2 separate regions of the Mus musculus genome follow, and region 2 is linked to region 1. Evidence: chromatin loops called from intact Hi-C (ENCODE). Cell type or tissue: left cerebral cortex. All regions are shown on one strand. Links, peaks and the distances in the headings refer to the core of each region. The heading gives the core; the rest is flanking DNA.

Evidence for each region. A loop is a pair of places that touch in the nucleus more often than their neighbours do. Peaks named below come from ENCODE experiments on the same cell type or tissue, not always from the same donor. Only the 100,000 strongest peaks of a DNase experiment are listed, where the experiment ranks them.
Region 2: it touches region 1 in a loop (2.5-fold over the local background); 6 of 42 quality-filtered maps call a loop at or near these places.

Annotation. Positions count from the first base shown.
Region 1 is chr19:6,559,045-6,573,643 of GRCm38, reverse strand. Gm32245 (a long non-coding RNA gene) reads right to left here and starts at 6,524. Exons shown (of 3, transcript XR_879496.3): 1 at 6,461-6,524; 2 at 1,644-2,280. In left cerebral cortex, for the core only: a CTCF peak has its summit at 5,147 (motif pointing left); DNase peaks (open chromatin) are centred at 2,003 and 2,839.
Region 2 is chr19:6,645,385-6,662,655 of GRCm38, reverse strand. No RefSeq gene overlaps it. Among named protein-coding and RNA genes, the nearest start is that of Gm32245, 87 kb to the right of the region's middle. In left cerebral cortex, for the core only: CTCF peaks have their summits at 7,889 (motif pointing right) and 9,680 (motif pointing right); no DNase peak of the experiment used is centred there.

The DNA.
Region 1 (14,599 bases), core at 1,099-9,098:
TGCCTGGCTTATTGTGAGGGTGCTGGTACCCTAACTGTGGTCCTCATAATTGCATAGCAGGGGCTCTTAAGTCTCTGAGCCCCGCTTTGTTGTGACCCAGGGTTTCCCACTGTGACAGCTGGCCAGTGAGGCCACAGGGCGTCCCGTCCACCTCCCCGTATGGGGATCACTGGCTTACACCACTGTACTCCTTGTTATGGGTTCTGGAGGCGGAACTTACTTATTTGCGCTTCTGCAGCACATGCCTCCTGAACCCTCCAGACTCCTCCTTCAGCAGAGAATTTAATCACTTGGCTTGTTCTTGTGACCGCTTGTGGGTGACCCAGGTTCAGATATAAGCTTGGGGCTCACCCACCCATACAATAGCAAGGCTGGTTTAGCAGACTCTCTCCTGTCCTGTCACCTTTTGTGACAAGAACTGTTCACAGGCTGGCCTTCGAGACGTGCCCTCACATAGTCCTGTCACTGTCTCTATTGAGCAAATCAAGCTATCAAATACAAGGTGGATTGTGTACAGGAGCTGGGCTTCCAGTGGGGCACACAAACCTCCCATCGTCTACCTGCCCTGAGGAATGTGCCCTGAGGGCTCAGGCTGGCCAGGCTCCTGGGAGAGACCCCCAACTCACTCTTCCACCAGCCACCCCTTCCATGTAACACGGAATCAGCCAGGCTTCTCTCTCCTCCAGTGGAACCCCGGTATGTAGCTCCCAAAGCCTGAAGCGCCCTCCCGGGCTTCCATCCTCAACGCTGGGGTCCTGGCAGGAGCCTTTATCTGGGGCCTTTTCTCCCACCGGTGAGTATTTCCTTTCCTCCCGGCTCCCCAGGACAGAATAACTATCTGGGAGCAGAAGGCATTAAGGCGTTAGGTAAACTCCAGTGTTCCCAGCCAGAGGGGGCTCCCTCTCAGGACATCCACGCACTGCCACCGAGGCAGCCCCAGGGGACTCAGACCTAGGTGCCCCATGCCAAAGCCATATTCTTAACCACAAGTTTGCACTGACCCTGAGAACAAGGCACTACCATTTCAATCCACAAGCCTCCCATGTTTGTAGAAACTCTGAGGAGGCAGAGCTGGCTGCCCTCCTCTCCTTTGGGCAGGTGCCGTACCCTGTGGAGGGTCCCAGGGCCCCGTGTGCTCATCTTCACAGGCTGGACACCAGTCGATGCCGGGCTGTGGCTGTGGCTGGTGCACCTTGGCTCCCCACTTCTTTATCTGCTGTGGCCCTGTGGCCTTCAGTTCCCGAGTGCCTTGGGACTGGCCAGCATCATTCTGCCCATTCCACGCTAAGCAGGCATCCCAGAAGCTTTCCCTCTTTCTCCTGCCCTGGAGCAGGAGGGGCCTGAACCTCACCCTATCACTTTCAGTGGCTGAGTGGACCACAGCCCGCGGGAGGGCTGTTACCATGACAATCATGGGTCGTACTTACAGCACAGGCCAGATGGCCTTGGCTGGCCTGGCCTTTGCCCTGCAGGACAGGTGAGACCTCAGCTGACTATGTCCACCCCCTTCTTGGCCACCTGCCTGCTGTCCTGGTCAGTGCAGAATAAGGCCTCTTTTCATGGGAGACCTGTTGGGGTCTCTTTATCTCACCATCTAGCTGGCCACACCCCACTGGGAACCACAGGAAGGCAGTGACACTCACCATTTGTGAATGTTCCATCCAGAAGCCTGTGATCCCTGCCAAGTGGGGACCTGAAGTGGAAACTTGTCAGTTGCGTCAGATGGTGTTTTGCAGGGGCAGACTCGTGAAGGAATGTTCTTCTGAAGTGGACACAGGTGAAAGGATGTTCTGCTAATAAGGCAAGCATGTGAAAGGACACGTGATGAAGGATTGTTCACTAATGACACCTTACAGTGCATAGTTGAGCTGCATCTGTCAGGACCCCATAGAGAGAAATGTACCAAAAACCTTCTGATGGTGTGCTGAGGCTTCTTGCTTCCAAGGTTCAATTGGCAGAGTGACATCAGCTAAGACAGACTCGTGTTGCTGAGGCAAGATCCATGGAAGACATGTGATGTTTGGAGGGAGTATAAATAGGGCTCAGCAGACTGTGAGAGGGCTTGCTTGTAGAGGTAGCTGTACGACGCTTCTTGGTCTTGTGTCTTCGCTGATCTTCACTTCACTGAGAGACACAGCCAAGAACTTTTCCTGGAGTCCTGTTGGTACCTCCTGCTGACTCGAGCTGAGGCTGAGGCCTGGCTGTCTCTGCTAGGTCATGTCACCGCTGCTGATTCATGTTTGCTATCCTGAACTCTATTGAATTGGACTGCTGGTGTACCTGTGAAGTGTTCATGAGTGGATCAAGCTGCTGCCGCCTGCTAACCTGTAAACTGAACTGCCAATTTCCAGACAACACAGGAGTTGCTCCAGAGAATCTTTCTAAGCAGGTCCACTCCCCCTGTATCCTTTCTTTCCTACTACCTCTGGTGGGTGGTGGGAGGTCAAAGTGTTTAAGAACCGTCATTAGAAGTAGGCTTTGAAAAAATTAAAGTTACAGGGACCACACAGCATTGACTTGAGAGGGGGCATTACCAACACTTAAAACCAGGAGTTAAAAACAGAAACAAGCAATACTTTCATCTTTTATCGGAAAATGAGAAGGTTCTGGGTCCTACCACCTTCTCCATCACATCATCTCTACCATCCCCCCACCATCATCACCATGTTCCCCCTTATAATTCCCAACCTTCCCATCATCCCCACCATCACCACCACCGTTGCCATGCCCACCATTCCCACCATCAGCACCATCACTAGTATCCTCACTATCACTGCCCATCACAATATCTCTGTTACCACCTGTCTCGCCTCGGATCACAGCCAGTGTGTCTCCCACGTGCCTCATAGAACCCTTGATGTCTCCAGGGAAATGAGTCTGTTACTTGAGGCTAGCTATTTTAAGAAAACATGTGGCAGATATTCTGCAGAGGACAGAAGACACAGAACTCTGTGAAGACACCAGGAGAGCTATCAGAAACAGGCCAGCTAGCAGGGCCCAAGGTGAAGAGGACCAAACAAGCCCTTGGAGAACAGTAAGGGGCCAGCCTAGCCAGGGTGGGCATGCCATGGTGCCAGCCATCAGGGTGGAGAAGGAAGGTTAGGGCTTTGTGTAGCAAGCGACTCGTGGCTGCTCCTCATCCAGTTGGGAAGCCAGGCCTTGCTCTACCCATGAGGTGACAAGTGCTGACTGTCTCCTTACAAGCCATTTCACAGATGGGAAAAGTAAGTCCCAGGGGCGCGAGTAGTTGCTGGAGGGAAACTGAGCTTGAACTTTGGCCAAACAGCTTCCTGTTCCCCTTCCATCACCCACCATGCCCTGCACAGAGAGGCCCTGCCTTAGAGAAGCTTTGGCGATTAGCACATGCCCCTGTAAGCACGCTGAGTTGGCAGTGACATCCAACGGAACCTCTGAAGAATGAAGCTCCGGCTTGCCTGGAACCTGGTCTTCATTAACACCAAAGCTGGGGCTGGGAGGGTGGCGCAGTGGGTAGAGCTCCTGTCTATCATGCAGAAAACCCTGGGTTCAATCCCCAGCACCACAGAAAACAGGATACAGTAGGCTAGCCTGGGCTACATGAGCTCATCTCAGAAACCAAAAGCCGAAAAAGCCCCAAGATCTAAGAAGGAAAATCATTTGTTTTGCACTATAGTTAACCACCTATAGGTTATAATCACAAATAATACATCTCTGAACAAAAAGAATGAGATCAAATACTTTTTTTGCAATCTTTCATTTTTAGGGTTTTTCCCCCTCCCTCTTCTTGATAAATTAGAAGGAAGCCAACATCCAGAGCCCACCCCCACCCCCACCACCAACCTCTTCAAGGCTTCCTGGCTCTCCCAGGGACCACAGAGTATCTTTTGTTATTCAAATCAGAAGCTTTGAAGTTCTAACCCTGCCATTACCCACAACTCTCTGTTGTTCTCTCCGAAGGTTCCAGATCCTTTCCAGTCCTCCTCAGTCAGTGTTCACACACGTCTGAAACACGGGAGGATGTCACACGGGGCTTTGCCTCTGCAGCCCTGGCCCGGGCTGGGTCTACCTGGCAAAGCCATCAGTGCCTTTTTGATGGGGGTAGGGACTGACTTTTAGAATGGTGTGGAATAACTTTCTCTTGTGGTCAATGTTAAATCCAAGCACCGTGGAGTTGGGGGATGTGGCCACACTGTCCTTGATAGGGACTGAGTCAGGGAGCCTGGGAGGTCCTCCAGGCCCCTGTGGGTCTGCCCTGGGATGCTGTCCCCAGCTGGGAGACATGCTTTCAGAAGCAGAGGCATAAAACCTTTTGAGGTCCCTCTGCTGTGGACAAGCCTGACTGTGGGAGGGGTGTCCTGCATTCAGTACGCCGCCTTATGTCACTAGCTAAGTCTGACAGGCAGGACACTGAGCTGGCAGTGGCCTCCAGGCAGCCAGTGTGAGATGCTGCATGCTGCAGCATACACCTAACTGTGACTCTGCCCGAAGCTCCTCCTTAATGTTGTTCTGCTATGGCCTGGCCCTAGACCCACGAAGCTCAGGCAGGGACATCTTCCTCTTGCAGAGCCTCTTTGGTGCAGTGGACTTACAAGGCCAAGCCACAACCACCCCATTGCCCAGGTGCTGGGCCACCGCATGACCCTGGTGGACTCCACTTGGGCTACGGCCATAGTACTGCCTGGCCTGTGACCACTGCAAAGCCCCTGAGCATTTTTCTGAAGAGGAAACTGGAGCTCAGAGAAGTAGCCCAGGCTGGCCTCAGATTCCCTACACAGCCTTAGATGACCTTGAACTCCTGGTCTTCCTGCCTTAGCTCCCTGCTGCTGGGGTCACAGGTGGGTATCATCATGTCAGGCAGCAGTAGCAGCTGTTTTCCTCCTCCTCCTCCTCCTCCTCCTCCTCCTCCTCCTCCTCCTCCTCCTCCTCTTCCTCCTCCCCTTCTGCTTTTCCTTTGAGACAGAGTCTCACTAGTAGCTCTGGATGGACTGAAACTTGCTATGTAGACCAGGCTAAACCCTTGCCTCTTCCTCCCAGGTGCCACCATACCTGGCATGCCAGTGTCTTCTTTCTTGTTAATGCAGCTGGCTTCTATGTCCATAGCTGCATGGCCCTGTGCCCTGCACTACAATAGCCAGGAGGAAGGCAGAGAGATGCCCCCTGCTGGCAGCCAACGAGGTCTGAGTGGGGTGCAGGGTAAACTGTGCCTGACCCTGGGCCACAGAACCTCCTCCCACCCAAGGGTATGTGGAGTGCTGAGAATGTTTTCAGAGATGGAGTCTTTCCAATGCAACTGCACTTGCCGTGATAAAACGTCATAACCAAGACAGCTGCAAGAAGGAAGGGTTGATGTGGCTTACGGTACAGGGGGTCACAGTCCACAAGAGCCCAGGCGGCTGAAAGCCAAGTGACAAGAACTCAAATTGCAACCACACACAGGAAGCAGAGAGGGCACATTAGAACAGTGGTGGGGGTCTTCTGAAACCTCCCAGCCCACCCCAGGGACACACTCCTCCAGCAAAGCCCACCTAACCCTCCACAAACAGCCACTCAAACTTCCGGGGGCATCACACTAAAACTACCAGGCTCCCCCACCGTGCACATGTGCAGGTGTATGTACACACATGTAAACACATGCAAAGATCAAAGGTCAAACTCAAGTGTTATTCTCAGAACTGTCTTCTAGATCCTTAAAAAAAAAAAAAAAAAAAAAAAAAAAAGCCCAGGCTGACTCAAACTCCCAGAGATCCACCTGCCTCTGCTTCCCTGGTGCTTAGGTTAAAGGTGTGTGCCACCAAGCACACCGTTCATATCTCCCAAGACAGGATTTCTCTGTCTTCCCTGTCTTACAGAGGCTGGGGGTTTGCCTCCGTGTGTGCCTCGAGCACTACCCTTACCTCCTCAGTCCCAGGGGTAAAAAATAAAAGGTCTTATAGAGGCTGTAGAGAGGGCACAGCTTGGTGCAGTGCTTGTCTCAAAAACACGAAGGCCTGGCCGATCACACTCGTGTTAAAGCCTGGTATGGTGGTACCCTTTACCATCTTAGTGCTGGGGAGGTAGAGACCATGGGTGCTGGGCCAACTGGCCAGAAGTCTAGCCTAAAAAGCAAACTCCAGCCAGAGTCATTTTTGAGACTTTTGACATAATCTCCTGAGAGCAGGGGAGGGAGCAGGAATTCCCATCTGCTCTTCATAACCAACGGCTCCTCCTTCTCTTCTGCCTCCTCAGATGTTAAGTGGGGGCCACAGGGAAAACAAGGCATGTCCTGGGAAGACAGTGGGTGAAGTGCTCACCTCCGGAGGGCCTAAGCTCAGTCCCCAGAACCCTTAGTGTGTGTGGGGGGGGGGCAGGTATGGTGACGGGTCCCTTATAATCCCGTCACTGAAGAGGCAGACACAGTGGATCCCAAGGCTCACCAGCCAGCTCCAGGCCGGTGAGAGATCCTGTCTCACAAAACAAGCCACATGGACATGGTGACACATACCTTCAATCCCAGAGGTCCAGGCAAGTCAGGGCTACGTACAGAGACAAAAAAACAAAAAAATAAGATGAACATCACCTGAGGACTGACACTCAAGGTTGGACTATGACATCCACACTCATGCTTAACATGTACATGGTGGTGGGGGAGGGGGAGGGGAGGGGGGAGAGGGAGAGGGAGGGGGGAGAGGGAGAGGGAGAGGGAGAGAGGGGGAGGGGGAGGGGGAGGGGGAGGGGAGGGGGAGGGGGGGAGGGGGGAGAGGGAGAGGGAGAGGGAGAGGGAGAGGGAGAGGGAGAGGGAGAGGGAGAGGGAGAGGGAGAGGGAGAGGGAGAGGGAGAGGGAGAGGGAGAGGGAGAGGGAGAGGGAGAGGGAGAGGGAGAGGGAGAGAGGCAGGAAGGCAGGCAGGCAGAGTCATCTTCCAGATTAGCTGGCTTAGTCTAGAGTCCCAGTGAATGGCTCTCACTAGTTTCACCAGATGGACTGTCCCTACAGCTGCTGTATCCTTGGGCCCATAGGGATCTCTCCTGTTGGGCAGGAGCCAAGGCCACAGCTATAATTATTACAGTAGTTGGTTCTTTGCTACTTAGTAAGCCCTTCCCCTTTTATTCAGTGCTGGGCCAGGATGCTAGGCCCTCCTGTGTGCTAGACTAGCGCTCCATCTCTAAGCCACAAATGCAGCCCACTTTCTGCCTTAATGCAGCACCGTGTCAAAGCAGCAGTAGTATTGCTGACTAATTTCACTATTATGGGGATGGCAGTTCAGACAGGTAACGTCGTTCATCTAAGGACACCCACCCCCCCCCCCCCGTGAAAGGCAAGGAAGTGTACTTAATTTGCTCATTTAGAAACAATATTTATGTATTATTTTATTTTACTTGTATGAGTATTCTGATTACATATATGTATGTGTACCGTGTGTAGGTCTGGTATCTGAGAAGACCTGCAAGAGGCATTGGATTCCCTGGGAACACGAGTTACAGACAGTTGTGAATCACCACATGAGCACTGGGAACCAAACCCAGGTCCTCTGCAAGAGCAGCCAGTGTAGCCTGGCTGGGCCACCGCCCCAGTGGCTGTCAGAGTACCCATTGCAGTGTAGCCTGGCTGGGCCACCTCCCCAGTGGCTGTCAGAGTACCCATCGCAGTGTAGCCTGGCTGGGCCACTGCCCCAGTGGCTGTCAGAGTACCCATTGCAGTGTAGCCTGGCTGGGCCACTGCCCCAGTGGCTGTCAGAGTACCCATCGCAGTGTAGCCTGGCTGAGCTGGAGCTCACTGTTTACATCAAGCTGGGCCTGAACTCCAGGCAATCCTCCTGCCTCAATCCCTGGGATCACAGACTTTCATTATGTAGTTGATGTAGTATGTCACTGAACTCCTTCTGTTATACACCTGCAGTGCTCCAGGTGCAGTTCTGGGCACAGTGACAAGACCAGATATCAGAAGTGGCCATTATGGGAAGCATCTGGCTCTAAACATGTCACCAGCGGCTGGCTGAGATCCCCGGGGAAGGAGGTGGCCTCTTCTCTAATGATGACCAGGATGGTTCACCCTGGCAGGGCAGGCGACATGGCTCCTCCTGTCGCTGGAGATAACGCTCACTCCAGGTCTCTCCTTCATGAACACAGTCTCCATCCAAGCAACATGGCTGCCCTCGCCACCCCTCCACTCAGCACCCCAACTGGAGATTAGCCCTTGAGACTCCCCACCATGTCCCCACTGTGAGATGGGAGGAAGGCACCTGCCCCCCGCCCCCCGGGGTTGATTATGGGGCCAACAGATCTTAGCTCAAGAGAGAGCTCAGTAACCAGGATGGGTTGTGCACGATCTCAAGGCACTCCCCAGAGGAAGCCTGTGGGAGCTGGAATCCGGCCCAGGCCTGGCCTGGCCTGCTACCTGTCCTACAGGGGTAGTGAATATTAAGAGAAAGGAATTGCTTTCATCACTTCCTAAGATTCTTGCCTCCTCTGGGTTTACACATGGTCTGAACACTGGACAGACAAGATCAATGACAGTTTAATTCATCATCGTCAGAGACCAGTGAGGACACCCCTGCCACTGCACTGGGCCCCAGGGCCTGCACCCAGGGACAAAACAAATACCCAGGAGCTGCGGGAGACAGGCTCTGAAGTACTAGGTAACTTCTGGCTTCTGTGGAATATGTGATCAGCTTGCTTGCTGGTGGGCAAAGAACTGACGCCTACTAGGTTAAAGACCCCAGAAGGCGCGTGTGGCCCTTTAGTGCAGTGGGGACCCTCTCACACACTACACTGTTTTGTTTCCTTGAAGCTACCAAACCATCGACGCCTCCTTAGCTCTGGATGCTGCGCAGGATGTGAACTGGCCCCTGGAATCCACATGGTCCCCACACACACAGCCCCCTGCCCCCCTCACCATACACAGCCCCCCTACTCCCCAAAGACTCATGAAGCCCAACTGAAGAGGAATATGGTGGCACACATTTGTAACTAGGAGACTGAGGCAGGAGCATTACAACTTAGAGGCCAATTTGAGATACATATGAGCTCCAGGCTGGCCTACAGTGAGACCTGAGGGTGTAGAAGGAGGGGGAGGGGAAGGGGGAAGAGGAGGAAGTAGGGGGCGAGAAGAATTCAGACCCTTTGCTTAAACCTTCCCACGGTTCATGAAAAGATCATACGCTGGACTGGCAAAATGGCTCAGCAGGTGACGGTGCTTGCTACCAAACTCCAACACCTGAGTTTGATCTTTAGGACCCACATGGCGGGTAGGAGAAGAGGACTGACTCCAGCAAGTTGTTTTCTGATCTACACACACCACCACCACCACCATGCATACCTACACACACACACACACACACACACACACACAACCACAGAGTCCCACATGTTTATTCCCCTATAGGTCCCCAGCCTTGGTTATCATTAAAGCTCGTTACCATTCTGCTCTTCCAAGGAATGTTTGAGGGTCATCCTGGAATTAAATTAGAAATCAGTAACAAGCCTGCTGCATGACCACGAAGCCCAGAGTTCAGATCACACGTAACAAAACCAGGTATCCTATGCATACTAGTAACCCCAGCTCCAGGAGAGGCAGAGGCAGGAGGATGGCTGGGTTTGCTGGCTTCCAGCCTGGTCAAGAAAACATGGGCTCCAAGTTCAGGGTAACAGCAGAGAGTGATAGAGAAGACACCTGATAGCCCTTTCTTGTCTACACATACACACACACACACACACACACACCCCTACACATACATACACACAGAAGTAAATCTTACTTAAAAACAAAAAACAAAAAAACCAAGCCGGGCATTGGTGGTGCATGCCTTTAATCCCAGCACTCTGGAGGCAGAGGCAGGTGGATTTCTGAGTTCAAGGCCAGCCTGGTCTACAGAGTGAGTTCCAGGACAGCCAGGGCTACACAGAGAAACCCTGTCTCAAAAAAAAACCAAAAAACAAAAAACCAGTAACAGAAAGAAATCTAGATTCTGGGTATAGAGACTGTGATGGTATGTATATGCTTGGCCCAGGGAGTGGCACTTTAGAAGGTGTGGCCCTGTTGGAGTAGGTGTGTCACTGTGGGCATGGGCTTGAGACACTCATCCTAGTTGCCTGGAAGTCAGTATTCTGCTAGCAGCCTCAGAGGAAGATGTAGAACTCTCAGCTCCTCCTGCATCATGCCTGCCTATAGACACTGCCATGTTCCCAATTTGATGATAATGGACAACCTATGAACCTGTAAGCCAGCTCCAATTAAATGTTGTCCTTGTAAGAGTTGCCTTGGTCCTGATGTCTGTTCACAGCAGTGAAACCCTAACTAAGACAGAGTCACATGCCTTTAAGTCCAGCACCCAGAAGACTGAGGTAAGCAGAGTTCAAGTTCAGCCTCAAGTCCAGCTTCATCTATATAGCAAGTTACAAGCTAGCCAGTGCTATGTAATAAGACCCTGTTAGAAAAAGAGAGAAATTTTTTAAAAGACTGACTTTAACCTAAAGCAGCCAAACAAAGGAAATAACAAATAGAAGAAACCCAAGAAACAGAAAAACAATAAAGAAAATCAGTAAAAGCTTAAGTTGATTCTTTGGAATGATCAATAAAATTATAAACCTCTAGCTGGTGGGGACAGGCAAAAGAAACTTATTCTAAGTACCACCATTTCATTTTCAGACTCCATTTAATCCTAGAGAGAAACTAAATTCCAGGTCCCAGGCCCTAGGGGAGGTGGGCATTTCCCAATAGCTGAACAGCTTCTGTTGTCAAAACAAACAAACAAACACAGTTGTCTGAGTCCAGACATCTCAGGGACAACTTCTCCATCTTGCTGGCAAGGTCAAACTAAGTTTATGCTCCAGGCCCAGGAACCTACTTTTATCCCGATTGATGGAAATTCCCTTCTCAACCCCTTATGTCAAATGTGGTCGGACGGTGTTATAGCTCCCCCTGCTCCCCCGCCCCCACTCTGTAGTCTCATCCTATAAATATGCTTCACAATTTCTCTTCACGGTCATAGTTCAGCTTCTGAGTCTGTTCTGTGGCTCTGATCGATCAGTATTGGCTTGATTACAATGAATTTTTGTCATCTGCATCGACCTGGTGTTTGAGTTATGCTGGATTTGTGTTGGATTATGGGGACCCCACAACACAGCTATAAAATGATGAGGAACACTGCAAATAAGAGATGAAGCAATACTATAAAGCCCACAGTCAGCAAAGAAGCCTCCAAGACAGTTATGAGCAGGCCTGTATCAATAAATGTTACACTCACGTGCAACTACAAATTTCTTAAAGAACAGAAAATTCGCCAGGCAGTGGTGGCGCATGCCTTTAATCCCAGCACTCGGGAGGCAGAGGTGGGCGGATTTCTGAGTTCAAGGCCAGCCTGGTCTACAAAGTGAGTTCCAGGACAACCAGGGCTATACAGAGAAACCCTGCCTCGGGGAAAAAAAAAAAAAAAAAAAACAGAAAATCCACTAGCGATGCTATGACTAGAGGTATGACATAATGGTGGAGCTAAGACTAGAGGTATGACATAATGGTGGAGCTAAGACTAGAGGTATGACATAATGGTGGAGCTAAGACTAGAGGTATGACATAATGGTGGAGCTTGACCAGCAAGCGCAAAGCCCGGAGGTGGGGAGGGAAGGAGGGAGGCTGGAGAGATGGCTCAGTGGCTAAGAGCACTGGTTGTTTCTCCAGAGGACTCAGATTCAATTCCCAGTACCCACATGGCAGCTCACAGTCATTCATACCTAACTCCAGTTCCAATGCCCTCTTCTGACCCCATAGGCACTGCAATGGTTTCTATGTGCTCAACCCAGGAAGTGGCACTATTAGACGGTATGGACCTATTGGAGTAGGTGTGTCACTGAGGGTGTGGGCTTAAGACTCTCACCCTAGCTGCCTTGAAGTCAGTATTCTGCTAGCAGCCTTCAGAGGAAGATGTAAAACTCTCAGCTCCTCCAGCCCCACATGTGCCTGCCTGGATGCTCCCACCTTGATGATAATGGACTGAACCTCTGAACCTGTAAGCCAGCTCCAATTAAATGTCCTTGTAAGAGTTGCCTTGGTCCTGGTGTATGTTCATAGCAGTGAAACCCTAACTAAGACAGGCACCAAGCACAGGCATACTACACACACATACATGCAGGCAAATACTCATACACAAACAAAGAAAAATGAATAAGAAAAAGAGAATGTTGTGACAAAACTCTTCCTGGGGACACAACACATACACAATACACCCCAGAGAGGGAACCTACAACATACCAAATTACAGATGCCACCAAAGTCCAACTTGGTGAACCAATGAGTTTTAGTGGTGATACTTATAGGGATATGGGTCAGGCATTACAGGATCAGAAATTACTCAAAGACAGCTGCATCATCAAGGCCCACCCAGCATGGGTGACAGTTCACAAAAGCTGGGAACCTGGAGCCCACTGTAGCCTGAAGGCGGCTCAACAGTCTGGAGAGTTGCTAAACCTCTTCTAGGCAGTTCTGCTGGTCTCTGCTTCTTCCCAGCAGTTGACCTGGTCTGAGTCTGTCTTTTCTCCTCTTAAGAGTCTTCTCCGGGGTTCACTCATCCTCATTTATTGTTTACTCTGTCGGGGAGGGGCTTAGTGAATCTGGTCGGTTCTGGGGACTTCCTGTAGCTATTTTGAGTGTTTTACTTTCTTGCTTAAGGAGCTTCCCTGCAGGACAGAATATTTCATTCTAGGATGAAACTGTTACAGGACAGAGATAGAGAAAGAAGAGAGGGGGAGAGGGGGAGGGGGAGGGGAGGGAGGAGAGAGAGAGATGCTAATTCTGTTAGCCTTGATACTGTTAAAGAAGTTTACTCTATGCTCAACCTCTTCTCATAGAGAAAACTCCAGGTTCAGGCACCTTTACTAGTAAACTTTGCTAAATGTTTCACCAAGAAACAGCAGCAATTTTAAACAAACTCTTCTAGAAAGCTGAAAAAGGCAGTATTTCCCTGAGTAATATATTCTATGAGGCCAGCATTACCCCCATTAGCAAACCCAGCCAAGGAAAACCATGAATCAGAACCAGAATCAGTCTCCTGGTGAACACAGACATCGATTCTCTTATTTATGACGCAGAAGACAAGGGGCCTCACAGACGCCAGGCAAGCAGTTTACCCTGAGCGACTTCTGTAGCCTGTGACCAAACCCCAAAACAGAATAACTTAAGAGAGTTAACAGCTGAACCTATTAATGCTGACATGCTGCAAAATGGGAGCCGCAAACAAATGAGCTCTGTTCCAGGAATGCAAAGTTGGTTGGAGATTTAAAAAGCAGGTTAAAAAAAAAAATTAAGCCATTAACCAACTTAAAACAGAAAGGATGGAGCTTGCCCTGGCAGTGTGGACCTGCGACCTCAGTACTTGTAAAGCTGAGAGGGGGAATTACAAGAAGCCTGGGTTACAAAGGTAAACTTTGTCTCAACACATACGCACCCCAAAGTTTCAAAATAGATAAATCAAATGGTCCTATCAGTAGATAGGCAAAGCATCTTTGCAAAAGTTCAAAATTCAATCCCAGTAAACAACATGGGCAAAGCAGGACCCACAGGGGCCACCTCCAGTGATGAAGGACTTCTGTGCCCGGGGAAGCTGTCCTAGCATAACTCTGTCCTGAAGAGTGAGAGTCGGACACTTCCTGTCCACATGGCAGCTGAGAGGGCCACTCTTGAAGCTTCTACTCAGCAGTCCTTCTCATCACAGCATTGAGGCAGTAGGAAACGGTGCCCATAATCCCAACAATCCAGAGCTTGAGGTGAGAAAATGGCCACAGGTTTGAAAATAGCCTGCGTGCTCTGGTTGTATTTCTGCAGCAGGGATAGGACACTTGGAGGAGAAAGGGCTTTGCTGGGCTTTCAACTCCAGGTCACAGGGAAAGGACCTCAACGTTGGTCCAAGCTGACGCCCCAGCACAGAGGAGATTTATTTGCTCCAGAGGGCAGAGGGCAGGGGATGAGACAAAGCCAGGAGACAGAGGGTGAAGGAGGAGGAAAAGAGGAACAAGGGAGGGGGAGAAAGGGGGAAAGAGAAATTTGCCCCAGAGGGACAAAGAGAGGACAGAGAGGAGACAGACATGGTACATAGGCAAATGACAGTTTATAAAGGAAAAAGGGGGGAAACCCCTATGCTAAGATGGGGTGGTTTAATTGGGCATGTTAATTAGGTGAGCCAAAGTGGGGTTGTAATTGTTAGACTTCAGTACTTTGATAGTTGGACCTTGGTGGTCAGGAAGAGGAAGGTGGCCAAATAAGGAAATAACTCTTTGGGTCTAGCTTTAGGGGCATAATGGTTTCTAACATGGGAGAGAAAAGGGGGTAAAAAGGGAGACCCTGTCTGTAACGTTTGCCATGTCTGCACCTGCTTTAGCCATGCTGAGGCCTGTGTTAGCCATGCTGAGGCCTGGGTTAGCCATGCTCAGACTGTGTTAGCCATGCTGAGGCCTGTGTTAGCCATGCTGAGGCCTGGGTTAGCCATGCTGAGGCCTGGGTTAGCCATGCTCAGACTGTGTTAGCCATGCTGAGGCCTGGGTTAGCCATGCTGAGGCCTGGGTTAGCCATGCTCAGACTGTGTTAGCCATGCTCAGACTGTGTTAGCCATGCTCAGACTGTGTTAGCCATGCTCAGACTGTGTTAGCCATGCTGAGG
Region 2 (17,271 bases), core at 3,893-11,892, 86 kb before region 1:
CTGGCCAGCTGGCTTCTATAACAGGGCCACTCTGGAGATAACTAACTCATCAATCCATTAATCACAGGAGTGGATTAATCCACTTGGGAGGGAGAGCCCTGTATCTCTTAATCTCTCATAATGGGGATTAAACTTCAACACTCATTCTGAGAGAGATAATCCACAGTGTTTATTGAGCCCCTCCCTTCCCTGACCTTTGCCCTTACCCTCTAGGGACTTGTCCCAGCCGGCTGGCCTCTAGCAAACCCTGGTCCCAGGCTCTGCTTCTAAGCATTCCAAAGTAGGGATCCATTCTGTGTAGCGTTTGATGTGCAGCCGTATTGTGCTGTGCATCCCTGCATAGAGGGACATCTATACTCATGGGACCCTTCTCAGTTGACAGGCCTTGGGAAGGGGACCTGATTGTGGTGATGGGGAATCCATTGCTGGTGGTCCCTGCCATAGGATGGCAGAATAGCTGCTTATACTACAACTTGTAATGGCCAGGGACAAAATTCAGGGTAAAATTTACATCAGTTCCTGGTAGTTAAGAACTGCAGGAGATGGTGTGGGGGATGGGGGGTTTGCAGAGGATGCAGAGTAGGGAGGGAGGGCTGATCATCACTTACAGGACCTAAGAAAACCCTCCGCTTCCACAATAGAGGGTGGGTAAAATACTTGGTGCAGAACCTCAGGACTGAGGACAGGGTAGAGTTCCCAGCCTGCAGAGGTCTCCTGTATCAGTCCACTTGCTGTTATGGTAATGAAACACCCAAGATAGGCTAACATTTATTGGTAGGAGTCTTAAAGGCTGAAAGCCCAAAGATCATAGTGCAGTCTTGGGTGAGGGCTCCTTCTGGCCATACACCACCTCAAGGTGGAAGGGAAGGGAGGAGCCATACACAGTGCTGAGTGATCACAGCTCCAGCAGGACCAAGTGCAAGCATTTACTATCTTACCAACGGACTTCAGGCAGTTATCTTAATCATCCCTAAGAGCAACTTCTCAGTGGTCTAAGAATCTCCTGTGTGTGTGTGTGTGTGTGTGTGTGTGTGTGTGTGTGTGTGTGTGTGTGTATGTGTGTGTGTTTCAATCCCTGGCACCACATAACGGAAGAAAACTGACTTCCAAAGGCTGTGACCTCCAGAAGAGGTCCTGACACCCATGCTTGCACATCTTTTACATGACATCTTTTCGGGGATACATTCACCTCACCGCTAGGAGGAGCATCCCATGGCCTCTAGCAACCACATGAAAGGGAAAACCCTGTCCATTCAGGTGCTGTTTGGGAGATGGAGCAAGAAGGGCAAGTGGGGGGCGGGGATCACATCTGTGAATGGTAAAGGGAGGAGGGAGTGGGCTGCTGGGCTTCAAAGACTTTCAAGCACAAGAGGGTGTGAGAGGAAGGAAAGAAGGAGAGGGTCGGGTGGGATAGCCTTCCTTTGTAGTTCTGATATAGGTCCCAGATGCCCAGCAGGGGGTGTGAGAGCAAAGACTGTGTGTCTTGGTTACTTTTTGTGGTTGTGATAAGACACCAGGGCCAAGGCAACTTATAGAAGAAAGCATTTAATATGTGGGCTCAGGGTACCAGAGGATTGGAGTCTGTGACTATCATGGCAGTGAGCATGACAGTGGGCAGGCGTGGGGCTGGAGTAGTAGCTGAGAGTTTACATTCTTACGGTAAGAACAAGGCAGAGAGAGAAAGCTCTAAGTGGGAACAGCATGGGCTTTTAAAATCTCAAAGCCTACTCCCCAGTGACATACCTCCTCCAACAGGGCCACACCTCCTAATCCTTACCAGATAATTTCACCACCTGGGGAATCATGCATTCAAATACAGGAGCCTGCGAGGGCCATTTTCATTCAAACTACCACAGTTTCCAAAATCCCACCACAGAAGAGAATGTCAGCCACCCTGCGTTATCATTCTCTGTGGTGGGCATGGCCTTGGACCAGGTACTGTGACCTCACCATGGAGACTGTCAACTCACTGCCCTACCAGGGACAGGCTCTCCTGAACAGAGGAGGTGTGACATTTATCTTCAGGGTTTCCACAATGGGTTATCCTGGTCTTTTGGGAACTGTTTGGATGTAGAATCCACATGGAAACTGATCCCGGTTGTTGGAACATGCCCTTCTAGGTGGTTCTACCAGCCCGTGGGCAGAGTGCCAGATGGAACCTGCTTGTCTACTATTGCTGCTGGTGGAGACAGAGGCGGGTAAGGGTGCGTGGGGGCTCAGGGGCTTATCAGGATAGACATGTGCCTAGAAAGCGCAGTATAGGAAGTTCGGAGATAACGAAGACTGGTTAAGGTGTCAGCCCAGTAGAGGGACCTGAAGCAAGATGAGCGCACAGCGTGGCAGGGGTTGGGCTGAGCAGCCAGCCTTATCTCCAGCCACTGTAGAGATGATGGCTTCCTACAGGCTCAGGAGCATGGGTGTCTACTGTCACCTCAGCACATCTGCCCTGTCAGCCATTTGGGACCACCCCCAAGGCCCCAGCATGAGACCATCACACTGAGCTGGACACACAGCCACTTGTGCAGAGAGCCTATTCCATCTCATCCCTTCCATCCTGGGGAGGGTGGTGAGCCATCGCATTAGCCCACTTGCTACCTAAAGGCTTCTTCTGGCCTTTAGGGTCTCAAGCCAAACCTCTCTCTGAGAGCTTGAAAAGTACCTAAATCATGGACCTGGGGCTCACTTTGTGAGAAAGGAGGTCTGGCAGGGATCATCTGACATCCAAGAAGAACAGCACTGCCTAGATTTAGCATCTCTTAGGCTCTGGCTTCTAGGCTGAAGCCTGTTGCTGTCCTTCAGGGAGAGGTTGCTCCTGAGACAAGCACTGCACCTCACAGCAGTGAGGGTTTGGTTCCCAGCAACCACATCTCTCAAGAAGTTCACAACTACCTATAACACTCCAGTGTGCTCTTCAGGTCTCCGTGGGCACCAGAACACACATGACTCCCCCATCCCCCACACACGTAGATGCACACATATACATATAAATAAAACAAATTCATTTTAAATAAACACACACAAAACCCCTCATAACAGCAAAGCTGTGGTAAAGTGTAGACAGCGTATAATTCCCATTTAGGGGCTGGAGATGTGGCTGAGAGGTTATAGTACTCGCTGCTTTGCAGAAGATCCAGCTTTGGTTCCTAGCACACAAATATGGTGGTTCATAATGACCCATAATTCTAGTTCCCGGGGTCTGATGCCCAATTCTGTTTCCTCAGGCACATACATACATGGTGAGGAGACATACAAACAGGTATCACATCTACACATGAAATAAACACAATCTTCAAAAAAAATTAAATTAGCCAATTCAACTACTTAGAACACAGTTCAATGGTATTATTATTATTATTATTATTATTATTATTATTATTATTATTATTTTAGTTTTTTGAGATAGGGTTTTTCTGTGTAACCCTAGCTGTCCTAGATTTCTCTGTAGACCAGGTTGGCCTCAGACTCAGAGACCTGCTTGCCTCTGCTTCCCGAACAGTGGGATCAAAGGCGTGCACCACCCCCTCCCAGCTTAGTTCAGTGGCATGATTAAGCCATGAGATTCCCAAAACTTTTCACCTCTGCGGGAATTGAGCACTGACTTCCTGTCGCCTTCTACCCCGACCATCATCAGCCTGCCTTTGTCAGACTGCTGGCTTTAAGCACTTCACACCATAGCTGTTCTACGATTGGCTTATTTCAGTGCATGAATGGATAGTGAAAATGTGGTACATAGACACAAAACAGGTTATGTGTCTGTGAGGAAAAACGAAACCATGGAATTCATAGGAAAATATATGTACCTGGAAAGTACAATATTAAATGAGATGGCTCAAACATAGGAAGATGAAAACCACATGTTTTCCCTCAAGTATGGATCTTGGGTTGTAATGTATGTATGTATGTATGTATGTATGTATGTATGTATGTATGTATGTAAACAGGTATCAGGACAGGTAAACCCTGCTGAACCTCAAAGTCCAGAAAGGAGAACAAGAAAAGATAATATTAGGTGATCAGGATGAGAGACAGGCAAAAGAATACATGGGATGTGGGAGATGAAAAGAACCCGGGGGCAAGGAAAAAAGGGTGTGGGGAGTGAGAGGAGAGGGAAGATGGCAGGAGAGCCACCCGAGAACACATGTTGTCTGCACATTACACACTTATTTTAAAAAAGAAAAAAGAAAGCTCAATGGGTATGGTGCTGCAAGCCTTTGATCCCAGCACTTGGAAGGCAGAAGCAGGTGGAGCTCTGTGAGTTTGAGGCCTGCCTCATCTACATAGTGAGTTCCAGGCCAGCCAAGACTGGGTAGTGAGACCCTGTCTCCAAAACAGGCAAACAGGAACATTTCATCTGTCTGTCTATCTATGTATCTATGTATCTATCTATGTATCTATGTATCTATGTATCTATGTATCTATCTATCTATGTATCTATCTATCTATCTATCTATCTATCTATCTCCATCCATCTACCATGTATGTATGTGTGTGTGTATGTATGTATGTAGATGTGTATCTATCTACCCTTCATATTTCTCTCTCTCTCTTTCCAAATGGGCACCCTTGTGACCTAGGACAATTTATTTTATCTGCCCATTTCACTTTTTTTTAAAGATTTATTTATTTTTACTATATGTAAGTACACTGTAGCTGTCTTCAGACACTCCAGAAGAGGGTGTCAGATCTCATTACAGATGGTTGTGAGGCACCATGTGGTTGCTGGGATTTGAACTCTGGACCTTCGGAAGAGCAGTCGGGTGCTCTTACCCACTGAGCCATCTCACCAGCCCCCCACTTTTGATTTTTATTAAATCAAGTAGTTGGGATCTGTATTGTGGGTCTGTTCTTCTCTCTTTGTAACACTGTTCGTTGTTCTGTCAGCCAGAGGCTTGCAAGCGAAGCGTCCCGGCAAGAAGGCCCTGCCTCCCTTGGACTGGCTCTCTGAGATGGCCTGGGTTTCTCTTAGCTTTGCTTTTCCATTTGCATTTTAGGATTCCTTTCTCCAGGCCCCAGTTGGAATTCCACTGCAATTGCATTAACTTTATGGGTTAATTTAGACAGGATGGATGTGTTTACGGCGTTGAGCCTTTCTAGCCCGGAGCTGCTATCTATCTCTGTTTATTTAGGCATCTGCATTCGGCACTGCGTTTTCTGAGTTCTTCATAAAGGTCTTGCACAGCTAGGTTTTACTGCTACTGTGGTGCTTTCTTTCTTTGTGTTTCCTAATTGGCTCTTGCCAGGCATAGGAACATCGTGGGCTGTGTTTCCTATGTACGTTCATCTTGTATCCAGGAGCCCTGCTGAACTTTTATTAGTTTTTAAGGTTTCTAGAAACTCTTGGACTTTCTATCCCAACAATCAGACCATCGGCAATGAATCACAATGAGTTGCTCCCCCCACCCTTTAGAGATGGTGCTATTTTTTTTCTTGTCTTATTGAATTGGCAATAACCTCAAGCCAAATGCTGAATAAAGGAATAATTTCTGACTCCTTCCCATTAGCTATAATGGCAATACTTTATATATTTTAACGTTGGATACAATATATGGAGGCTGGAGAGGAGGAAAAGTGGTTGAGAGCAGATGTTGCTCTTGTGGAGGACCCAGGTTTGATCCCCAGCACCCACATGGTAGCTCACAACTGTCTGGAACTCCAGTTTCAGGGGATCTGATGCCGTGTTCTGGACTCTGAGGACACTTGCATTCATACACACACACACCATATACATAATTACAGATAAATATTTTTAAAATTACTTTATCTCCTATGATGTTTCTGTTTTTTTTTTTGTTTTTAATTTCTTCTTAGGCAATAGGTACTGGCATCACAACCTTGTGTGAGTGCTTTACTACTGAGCCACACTTCCAGCCCTGTCATGGGGTTTTAATAGATACTTTTTACTAAACTCAAGGAATCCTGTTCTATTTTCAGTTCATAAACAAACATTGCATTTAAAATTTTTAAATATTTTAATTTTATGTGTGAGTGTACCACATGCATGCCTGGTACCCTCAGAAGCCAGAAGAGGGCATCAGATTTCCAGGACCTGGAGTTACAGACAGCTGTGAGGCACCCTAGGATGCTGGGAACTTAGCCCAGGTCCTCTGGAAGAGCAGCAGTCAGCCCCCACGAACAGTACATCGTATTACGTGTTTTCTAAACCTACTGAGATGTTTCTACGTCCCCAACTCTCTCTCTCTCTCTCTCTCCCTCTCTCTCTCCTCTCCTCTCCTCTCCTCTCCTCTCCTCTCCTCTCCTCTCCTCTCCTCTCCTCTCCTCTCCTCTCCTCTATCTCTGGCTGGCCTCAAACTCAAGATCCTCCTGCCTCAGTCTCCCAAGTCCCTGAATCTATGTTTAAAAGTGGAATTGCTTGTAACCTTATTTCCATGTGCAGGCCCCATCCATCTGGCCAGCCAGTGATACCTCCTTCCTAAAATAAGTGAATCTGCCTTTTATGTTATTTTAGAACCTGTGCAGTTCTAAGGTTTAGCGTTCACCACCACAAGATCCCACAGCATCTTGTGGATGGATTTTGCATGTCTGTGGGTCTGCTCTCCTGTTCCCACCGTTTATGCCTTTGCTTCTTGCTTTAACTTGATTTGCTGGAAGTTTCTTTATCTTTGTCTTTAAGGAACAGGCATTTGATTGCTGGGGCTTTCAGGGAGCCCAATACATGCTATCTTCTCTTTTACAGAAGCTGTGCATCATTTAAGAATCTTTTAAGACAATGGGTTGGTGAGACAGCTTAGCAGGTGTATTAGGGTTCTAATACACTTTCTCTGTCTCTGTCTCTCTGTCTCAGTCTCTCTCTGTCTTTGTATCTCTCTCTCTCTCTCTCTCTCTCTCTCTAGTGGTATACTGGCTGTGGTCCAGCTAGTCCAACAATGGCTATCTACCAATGGAAGAGTCAAGAATACAATAGTTCCCAGCGCTCGGGAGGCAGAGGCAGGTGTATTTCTGAGTTCCAGGCCAGCCTGGTCTACAAAGTGAGTCCCAGGACAGCCAGGGCTATACAGAGAAACCCTGTCTCAAAAACAAACAAACAAACAAACAAACAAAAGAATACAATAGTTGTCCAGTCTATGAGGCTGGCTGTCTCAGCTGGTCTTCAGTATACACCAGAATCCTGAAGAAGTGGGCTCTAATGCCAGTGTAGGAATGAACTTGGCCAGTGAGAGCAAGAACAAGCAGGCAAAGAAATCAAGTCTCTTTCTTTCAGGTCCTTTATATAGGCTGCCAGCAGAAGGTGTGGCCCAGATTAAAGATGGATCTTTCCAACTGAAGGTTTTCAGATTAAAAGTGGGTCTTCCCACTTCAATGATTTAATTAAAAAAAAAAAGTCCCTCACGGATATACTCTGCCAATTGGGTTTTAGTAAATTCCAGATGTAGTTAAGGTGACAACTAAGAACAGTCACCATAGCAGGTGAAGGCAGTTGCTGCTGAGCTCGATGGCCTAAGTTTGGTCCCTGAAACCCCCACAGTGGAAGGAAAGAACCAACTCCTACAAGGCCTCTGATCTCCACATGTACCCAGGGCAAGCGACTGACACCCACTGGTGTCCTTTGGGAATAGTGCCATAATACTTGGTTTACTTTGTAATGGGGAGACAACAAAGGACACCCTCTTGTGTGGGATGAGGAAAAGAACAGCCAGGGAGGGGACGGGCAGCCAATGGGACTGTGTGCTCTGTTCCTCTGTCCAACCTGGAGAACCACTCCTGTTCCTGCAGGTCATTGGGTGTCCCATGTGGAAGAGAACCCCAGGAAAACAGTCCACTCCATACCCAATACCTCCTTACTTAAATTCTTTTAAATTAATAATTCTTTTTTAAAGAATTTTTTTAATGTGTGTGTATATGTATGTCGGCAACATGTGTGCTGTGCCTGCAGAGGCCAGAAGAGGGCACTAGATCCACTGGACCTCCGGTTACAGCTGGTTGTGAGTTATCCAACGAGGGAGCCTTGAAATCCAATTCAGGCCCTCTGAAAGTACAGCCAGCGTGTGTAACCATTGAACCATCTCTCCAGCCGTTAATTCTTCTTGCTAAAAAGGTTTCCTTTAGTATTATTTCTTTGTCTTTAATATTTTTTCCAGGTTCTTGGGTTGAATGCTGCAGCCGGTTTCCAGCCTTCTTTGTTTTTTCTTTCTTTCTTTTTCTTAATATAATAGAATTAAGGGTGTAAATTTAGCACTACACCCCCATGCTCTTGAACTGCATCCCACCGGTTTTGGAAAGCGATGCCTAGGTAGACGTGTGGCTCTAAATATTTTGTCACTTATTTGCAGGTTCCATGATCGCACACTATTTAAGGTAGACTTCTTGTCTCCAAAAGAGTGGCGTTAAAATGAAAATAAAAACCAATGTGGCTTTCTAGTTTCACTGCTGTGCCACAACCACACAGCTCCAAGGCAGGTCCTTCCCTTTTTCTGGACAATTCTCTGATCACCAATATTGTCCATTCATATATTTCCGTAAGCACTTGAAAATAGCATGCCTTGTCTGTGCACTGGCCAACAGTTCCACATGGTATAACTCAAGCTTGTGAACTGTGTCCATTGTTGGAGATTTTCTAAGAGCTCTGAACTTGCTCCTAAAACCAGGTGTGTGGGGCACCTTGGTCATCTCAGTACTGGGGAAACTGAGGCAGAAGAACTGAGAGTCTAAAGTCAGCTTGGACTATGAAGGGAGAGCTTTTCTCTACCCCCAGTCTCTCTCTCTCTCTCTCTCTCTCTCTCTCTCTCTCTCTCTACATATATATATATATATGCATATGCATATACATATACATATACATATATACACACACACACACCACACACATATATATATATGATGTGTATACACATACTTACATATATGCATATGTATATGTAAGATACACACAAGTATTTATATATGCCCATCTGTGAATGTATATACATTTTAGACACAAGCAGATGCAGGATGTGAGTATAGTATATACTGTTATCTTGCCTGTATGTCATGTCGAATGCTTTCTGCCAAAGGTTCTCATTTCTATATCGTCATCTCAGACATGGGTTTAGTGGGTGTGTCACGGATGGGGCTGTATCCAGGATCCATTTTCTCCTTTCTTAACAGGGTTGCGTCCCAGGACTAGTGTTAGGTAGGTGAAGAAGGTGTTGGGGTGGTGGGTACAGGTGTAGGATGGGGCATTTTCTCTTTTTCCCCTTTGTTACTTAGAATGCAGATTGGGTGGCTGGGACTTCAGCAGTCATTTTGGGGTGTGAATTGCTTTGTGTGTGATTCTGAGTACTGGCATAAAACCTTCTTGCCTCTTCCAGACGATCATCGCCCACTGTGGCCGCCATCCACGTTTTTATGTAGATTTGAACTCCTGACCCTCCTGCCTCTGCCTCCCAAGTGCTGGGGTTGAAGGTGTACATTCCAACAGCAGCAGGTTTGCCCTAAGCGTAGTAGGACATTTTCCTGTGATATATCTCGCCTGGGGGTTGGTGTGTGTGATGTGGAGTGGGCCCTGAGGGCTGGTCTCAGATGTCACTGTGGACTCATGAAGAAGGCTAGGGCTGGCGAACACACCTGGGTGTCAGGGGAGAAAGCCCTTCAAAAGGGCAAACAGCCTGGATGGAGAAACAGGACTAAGGATGGACAGCAGGGGCAGAAACACCTTTAGTCTGTGTATCATACGCATGCAGTGCCCCCAGGGGCCAGGAGAGGGCATCAGATCCCCTGGTACTGGAGTTACTAGTGGTTGTGAGGGCTCCACGTAGGTGCTCAGAACAGAACATAACTGCTGAGCCCCCTCTCCAGCCCTTTAATATACAATTCTGCAGAAAGGGATATCAGCACAGGAAAAGGGCAGGGTTAGTTGGCTGTTGTGGTTTTACGAGTCCCCCAGCAGTGAGAAATCCAGGTCCTCTTCTCACACCAAGTCCGGCACTTGACCCTTTCCCAAGTCCCCATCTCATCAGTTTAGGGCACAGAGCCTTTTCTAATAAATAATTTGGGATTAGGCTGCTCCTTTTTTTCTTGATTGTGTGCTCAGTCATGGAGTCAAAGGCCTGTAACTTTTCACCTTTCAGAGTTCTAAGACAAGATGGAGCTGGGGGGAGGAGGAGGGGCCCCAGCACCTCCTGCTCTTCTGTCACTCTGATGACCTCTTAGTGCACTCATACTGAAAACAGGCCACGACGATCTATTTCTTACCACACGGGGGGTCAGAGGACAACTTGTGATAGTCAGTTCTCTCCTTCTACCATATGGATCCTGGGGATCAAACTCAGGCTGGCAGGTTTGGTGGCAAGCACCTTTACCTGCTGAGCCATCTTGCTGGCCCACACAGACCTTCTTATTGAATCAAGGTGGCTGAGAAACTGTTCATCCTTAGCTCTTGCTTCTCTCCATCGGTTTTCCGGGGCCTTGCAACTTGCCTTGACTATGGCAGCTCTTTGTGAGCATCGTTGCTGGGTTAGAGGACTGTGCTGCCTTCTTCCCCACCTCGCTGGCCCCAGGCCTGTGCTTCCTGCTGACACCTGCCAGGAATAGCCTCGGTAATGGGTGAAGCTTCCTCCGCTCTAGCCATTCTGAATGATTGGCTCAGTGACCCCATGGGTACCAGGAGCTGAGGATGCTCAAGTTCCTCATGGAAAATGGAATAACATTTGCTTCGGGGATGTTCCTGGTTGATAGACTGGTGAGTTTTCCAAAGTGGTCTTAGGGAGTGACTCTAGATCTTTCCCTGTAGCAACTCATTCATGAGCTTCCATGAGGACCACGGAGGGCAGGAAGTGGTGATCTGAGAGCCCAGAGCTGTCTGGGAATCAGGACTCTCAGTGCATGCTTGAATCTATCTGTGAAAACAGGCGAGCTGAGATTTCTGGGCTGTGAACAAAAGATATACGGGCTGGGAAGGATGCCTTCCTAGGATGCACGGGGTCCTGGGCTAGATCTCTGTCACCATACACAAACACATACACACACCATACACATACACACACACACACACACACACACACACAGAGTCACTATCAACTTTCAGAATAAAAACAAAACAAAGAACTAGACATTGATTCTGAGTCACAGATATCACTAAAGGAAACACTCAATACAGATTTAAAAAGGAAAATCGGAACCTCTAATTTGACTGGGAAATTTGGATTTGTTTCTGTTTGCTCTGGGCACGAATAATTTGATTGAAAGACAGACTCCAGACCTGAAGTTTGGGCCTAACCCAGAGCCCAGCTGCTGCCAGGGCTCTAATGAGCAGGCTGCCTGTGATGTCTGCTTGCTGCAGGGCTGGCTTCAGTGGTTCAGGGGGAGACCTTGGCGCAGAGATGTAGTTGCAAGAGGCTCCCAACAGGCTGATGGGGCTGATCGCCTCAGGTGGAGGAGACCTGGAGCTCACATGACTCCGCAGCACAGCTGAAGGGGAAAAAGCTGAACCTCATTGACCATCAAGCCTGAAGAGGAGGGCTCAGGCTTAGAAATGCTGAGGGGGACATCTCCCAGGAGGATGCTAGCTTTGTGGCTGGCGAGATTTTAATTAGATTCCAAGGGCTCTCGTTTAAGCCTGTAGATCTTAGGTTTGAACGATCAATGAACTCAATCCGAGCTTGAAGAGGAGAGAGTTCTGGGTCACTATCCAGCAGTACACACGCGGCTGGCTGGAGCCTGGGGGTGCCGAGCTGGGTAGAGGAGCCTCACCAAGGCTGGCTCTAGACTTGACACATCATGCCAGGCCTAAGTTAAGCAGACACAGATGAACCAGGCTCTCTGCAGGGTGGGGACAGCGGCACCTGGGTGGTTGAAAAGAAGCGCTCAGCAAGGCAGCTGGAGGTGGCAGACAGTGTCCTTTGGCATCTCCCATGTATTTATTTATTTTTGGTATTATCAATGTCTTTTTTTTTTTTTACTTTAAAGAATTTTTGAGACTATAATACAATTACATTTCTTCTTTTCCTCCCCCAACATCCTCCCATATACCCCTCCTTGATGTCTTCAGATTCACAGTTCTTTTCTTCACTGTTAACTGTATCATGGCTCTGTGTGTATGTGCATATGTAATGTATGTACACACACACACACACACACACACACACACACACACACCCCTGCTCTGTCTCTGTTATGTTACTTCTATGTATGTTTTCAGGGCTAATGCTTTGGTATCAAGTAACCAACTCGCTCATCTTTGGAGCCCTCATTTGCTTAGAGTTCTTTGACAAGGGTGTGGCCTCATGGTCTTTCCTCCATCCACTTTGGCATGTCTGTTGGTGTCATCCTTGTTCAGTTCATGGTTGGGCACACATGTTGGCGAGACTTTATGGACTAATGTCAGTACCTTCTGACATTGCTAGGAGACAGTCTCACAGCAGGTTCCCTGACTTCTCGCTCTTAGTCTTTCCAGCCCTTCTTTCATAATGTTCCCTGAGGCTCAGGTGTGGGATGCAGATGTCACCATCGGGACTGGAGTTCACAACTCTGCACTGTGTTTAGCAGATACATTCAATCCCAGGGCAGCTGTGACAATTGTAGGAATGGTGACTTGAAATAACTGTCACTTGTGTGCTTTCTGCCTCAGAGGCCAGAGAGGAAAAAACTGCAGTGTCAGCAGGACGCCACCAGCTTTGTGTCTCTGCTTGGGATCTTTGGCACCTTGGTTTAGAGACACATTCCTGAAATCTCTGCTGCTTCTGCACACAGCCCTGAATCCTGTGCGCGTCTTTCTCTGCCTGCACATGTCTTCCCTCTGTGAATACCTGTGTTCAAATCCTCCTCTTTCCTTTCTCCTCTTCCCAACCCTGACCCTTTTTCTTCTTGAACACATAGCTCTATAGCTGCCCAATGACTTCATCCAGTACTCTCCTTTCCTTACTGAATTATTCCAGTGCTGCCTCCCAGCCCCACCTGAGCCTCTATGCACAGGTCTATGTCTGGATTCTCTGTTCCGCTCCATGCACATGTCCAGCCTCATGTTTGTGTCACCTGTCAGTCACTGTAGCGTAAGCATCATTAAAATGTAGGTGTGTATAAAACTTAGTGTTAGACAGTTTCCAAATTTATTCTTTTTTAATTTAAAATGCTTTTTGTTAATTATAGGACCTTTGTGTTTCCATAAAACTTAAAAAAAATGTTTTATTCTTATTCGTGTGCATGTGGGCATGACCCCACAGAGGCCAGGAGGTGGTGCTGGAACCTCCGCCACTGGAGTTACAGGTGGCTGTGACCTACTACACAGGGTGCTGGGGACCAAACTTGGGTTCTCTGCAAGAGCAGTACATGCTCTTAACCGCTGAGCCGTCATCCTCCAGCCTCCTCTGAAAAGCTTCGAGAATTAGTTTATGTATTATTATGTCTACCAGGCTCCTGACTGAGGATTACATAACCTCTGCTTATCCTCGGTAGATGAGCTAGGGAGACGGCTCAGGAGCATGGCATACAGCTGTTTAAATGGCCTTCGATGTCCTTTAGAGGTGCTTCCACAGTGGTCAGTTGGATGCTTTCATTAGCTTTATCCTAAGTACTTTACATTGTTCTGTAAAAGTACTTTATTTTGCTAGGCATGGCGGCACATGCCTTTAGACTCAGTGCCTAGGAGGCAGAGGCAGGTAGATCTCTGCAAGTTCGAGGCCAGCCTGGTCTACAGAGGGAGTTTCCAGGACAGCTAGATCTACACAGAGAAATCCTGTCTCAAAAAAACAAAGAAAAAAAATTTTAATTTTATTTTTAGTCATGTGTATGTGTGTGTGTATGTCTGGGTGTGGGCATGTGCCCTTGAATGCAGTGTTGACAGAGGCCAGAAGAGGGCGTCAGACCCCCTGGAGGTGGAGTTATAGGATTTGCTGTGTGTATGAAAGAACAATGTATAAAATCATCGCTGGATTCTCAGTCTTAGGATGCAGTGAGCCCAGACTGGGACTTTGTGACCCACGCTGTGGATCTCCCTGGTGCTGTATCATGGGACAGGAGACTGTGAGATCACAGAGGTGAGGCTGTGTCCCCAAGGCCTTGTGGGAATTGTGGCTCCCCTATCTAGTTGGGAGTTTTAGGGTGAACTTAACTCCCTGTAACTCTATGACCTCACCTGGGAAATGCAGAAAGAACTGGAGCAGTAGCCAGTTGCTACATCAGCCCAAGAAAGGACAGTTACAACCTGCTACACTGTCACAACCTTAAGGGTTTTGTTTGTTTGTTTTGTTTTTGCCTTTAGCTCTCATCCCCTCCCCAATGTGTGAACATGTCTATGTATTAAAAGGCCCATGCATATGTGCACCTGTCTGTGATTGCCAAAACCCCCCTGGGTTTTTTCTTTAGGAGCCACCCACTTTGGCAATGAGACAAGAATCCCTCACTGGCTTGCCGGTCACCAAGTCAGCTAAGCGGGATTACCAGGTATCCAGGACTCTGGCATTGACATTAAAGCTCTCTCCATCATGCCCAGTTGTTTTATATGTGTTCCAGGATTCAAACTCAGGTCCTTGACATTGCAAGGCAAGCGCTCTACTGACTGAGTCATCTCCTCAGCCCCCATAGCGCTATTTCCATAATTATGTATTCCTCAGAGAAAACGTGGAGAACAGAGAGGAGCAAAAAGATAAGGAAATTCACTCAAAATCATGATCCACGGCTCATAGTCGTCTATCAGCTGTGGGGCCTTTTGTCCTCCCTGGATGGGAATTGGGAGAACCTAGACAAACATTCTTAAAGAACAGAGCCTCATGCAAATGAAGGACTAAATTTACACCTATCACAATTCAGTTCCTCATGCAAATGAAGGATTGTCCTGCACCAATCACAAGCCTTCAGCAGAGCAGGGTCAGTCAGAGTTCACTTGTTCAGAGTCTTGTCTGGCTTGGAGAACTGTTTGCCCGGGTTAGGGCAGGCCAGCTGGCGTGTGTCTTCAGCTGCAGATGTGGTGATTCTACATAGCTGTTGGAGTGGCCTCAGAGTAGGCATCCAAAACAGGTATGCAGTACAGCAGTGTCTGCCAGTTGCCAATATAAGGGCTTCTAGGCTCACAGTTCCACATCAGGGCTGCCAGGCATCAGTGAGAGCCTGTTACACAGGCCACTCTCTCGAGTTTAGTCCTTCAAAATGGGTGCTTACAGTAAGTATCTTACTGAGACCCCATATAGTTAATAGTTCCCAGGCTGGAGAGATGGCTCCGACAGGTTAACTGGCTGCACCCAGATTCAATTCCCAGCATCCACATAAAGGCTCACATCCATCTGTAACTCTAGTTTCAGGGATTGAGTGCCCTCTTCTGGCTTTAACAGGAACTGCATGCACATGCTGCACAGACATACCTGCAGACAAAACATCCATACATATAAAATAAAATTAAAACAATAAAAAAGAATAACAGCACTTGATAATCTTTTACGGCACTTGGCAATGTTTAGCCTTTGTCACCCAGGGGAGGAGAGTTGCCCCTCTGTGTCAGCAGTACCTGATGTTGGCTTGCTGTTATTGTTCAATTTCAACTAAAAAATGACTTTTAGATTATGTTTAAAATGTTTTTATTCCAAGTGCATGTGTGTGTGCGAGCACGCATGCGCTCACACGAGTGTGTTTGCATGCACGTGGGTCACACCATGCCTGTGGAGATCAGAGGATCATTTTTAGGAGTAGGTCTTCTCTTTCTTCCTTGCTGAGTAAGAAGTTTCTGCCAAGCTGCTGTGATCATCGGCTACTGTGCACTCTAGGACAGTACCTGTCCCTACCTCCCACCTCCCCTTGGAAAGCTGGGATTACAGATGTGAACAGCTGTGCTCTCTCGGCCTTGTGTGGGTTCTGGGGGTTGAATTCTTGTCAGGCTTATGTGGAAATAACTTTACATGTGGACTTCTCTCACCGGCTCCTTTGAAATGCTTTAAATTTAACTTGGTTTTTGTGTGACCCACTGGGCTTCATCACAGGAGCAAGGGTGGGAGGTTACTTAATGGACCATGTACAACCCACTAGTGGCTGAAACACTAGAGAAAATGACCACTCTGCCCAACCATTAGCCACCAGTAGGTCCTCAGGGAGGGGAGGGGCCTCAGGAGTCCTTTGTGCTGTTTAGTTTTGGCTTCAATCTGGCTGTAACAGAGAAGATTCTAGTTACCAAGATTCTCCACAGTTCTTCATAAGAAAGCTAATGTGAAGGGCTGAGGGCCCCATGGGCAAACATCTGTGGCGGTGGGGGTTCTCTCAAGTTAGGGCTCACCAAAGACAAGACACTCTGGAGACGGGGTTCTGTGCCTCCATTTGCAGTGGATTTTGTATCTGGTCTTGCTTTGAGGAACTGGCAAAGAAGAATCCCAGGAGGGAGGGACTGGGAGCCATGGGGACAAAGCTCTGGGTTCATCCACCCTCCACCTGCAATAGCAGTGAAGGTGGGATGAAGGCCCTGGTGGCGAACCCTCTCTGCCCTGCACTAGGGCACGGTGACCCCCAGTGAACCCCCCAACCCCCCGAGCACTTGGGGATCTGCACCCATGCTTTTGCTCTTGAACGTGCATAACACAGGTCCCAGGGGGTGAACTTTGGTCTACTTTTTATTGCTTTTCTCATTAGAGAGAAAATCGAAGAATGAGACCTGAGATCGAAGGTCACCTGTTAGAAGGAAAGCTTTGCTCAGAGAAAAGAATTGAGCTAGTACTGTCTCAGCCCAGCTTTGCCCAAGCTGAGATGAGCATGCTCTGGAGGGCTCACACACACACACTCACACACACACACACACACACACACACACACACAGCATCTCACCCACCCCATCCCCACACACATATTTAGGATATGTGCATGCATAAATATGGAAGACTAGAAGTCAACCTCAGGAGTCAGCAGGGGTCTCTCACTGCACCCTGAGCTTGCCAATTCTAGCAGCCAGCTTGCTTCAGGGATTCCCTGACTTCTGCCTGGGGATCCGATTTCCAGTGTTCATGCATTCAAAGCAAGAACCTTACCCACGGAGCCACCTCCTGAATCCCCTCGGGGGTGTGCGTGTGTGTGTTGGTGACTTTACTGTTTAAAATGATCCCCATGTGAACTCCGCTCCAGCCTGCTGTGCACCCCCGGGAACACAATGCTCTGCCTTCCGTCTTCCTCCAGACATGAATAACACGACTGTTGTCTGAAGTTCAGTGTCAATGAGTCAAATTTCAAATGTGGAGTTTCTAAAACAGAAACAGACATAAAAGAAGACGTCTGTTGACGGCCTGATCTTAGGTCCCCAACCGTGGCTAGGTGCTGGGGGCTACGTTACAGAATGTCACCTCTGCAAGTTGTAACAATGATTTTAAAAAT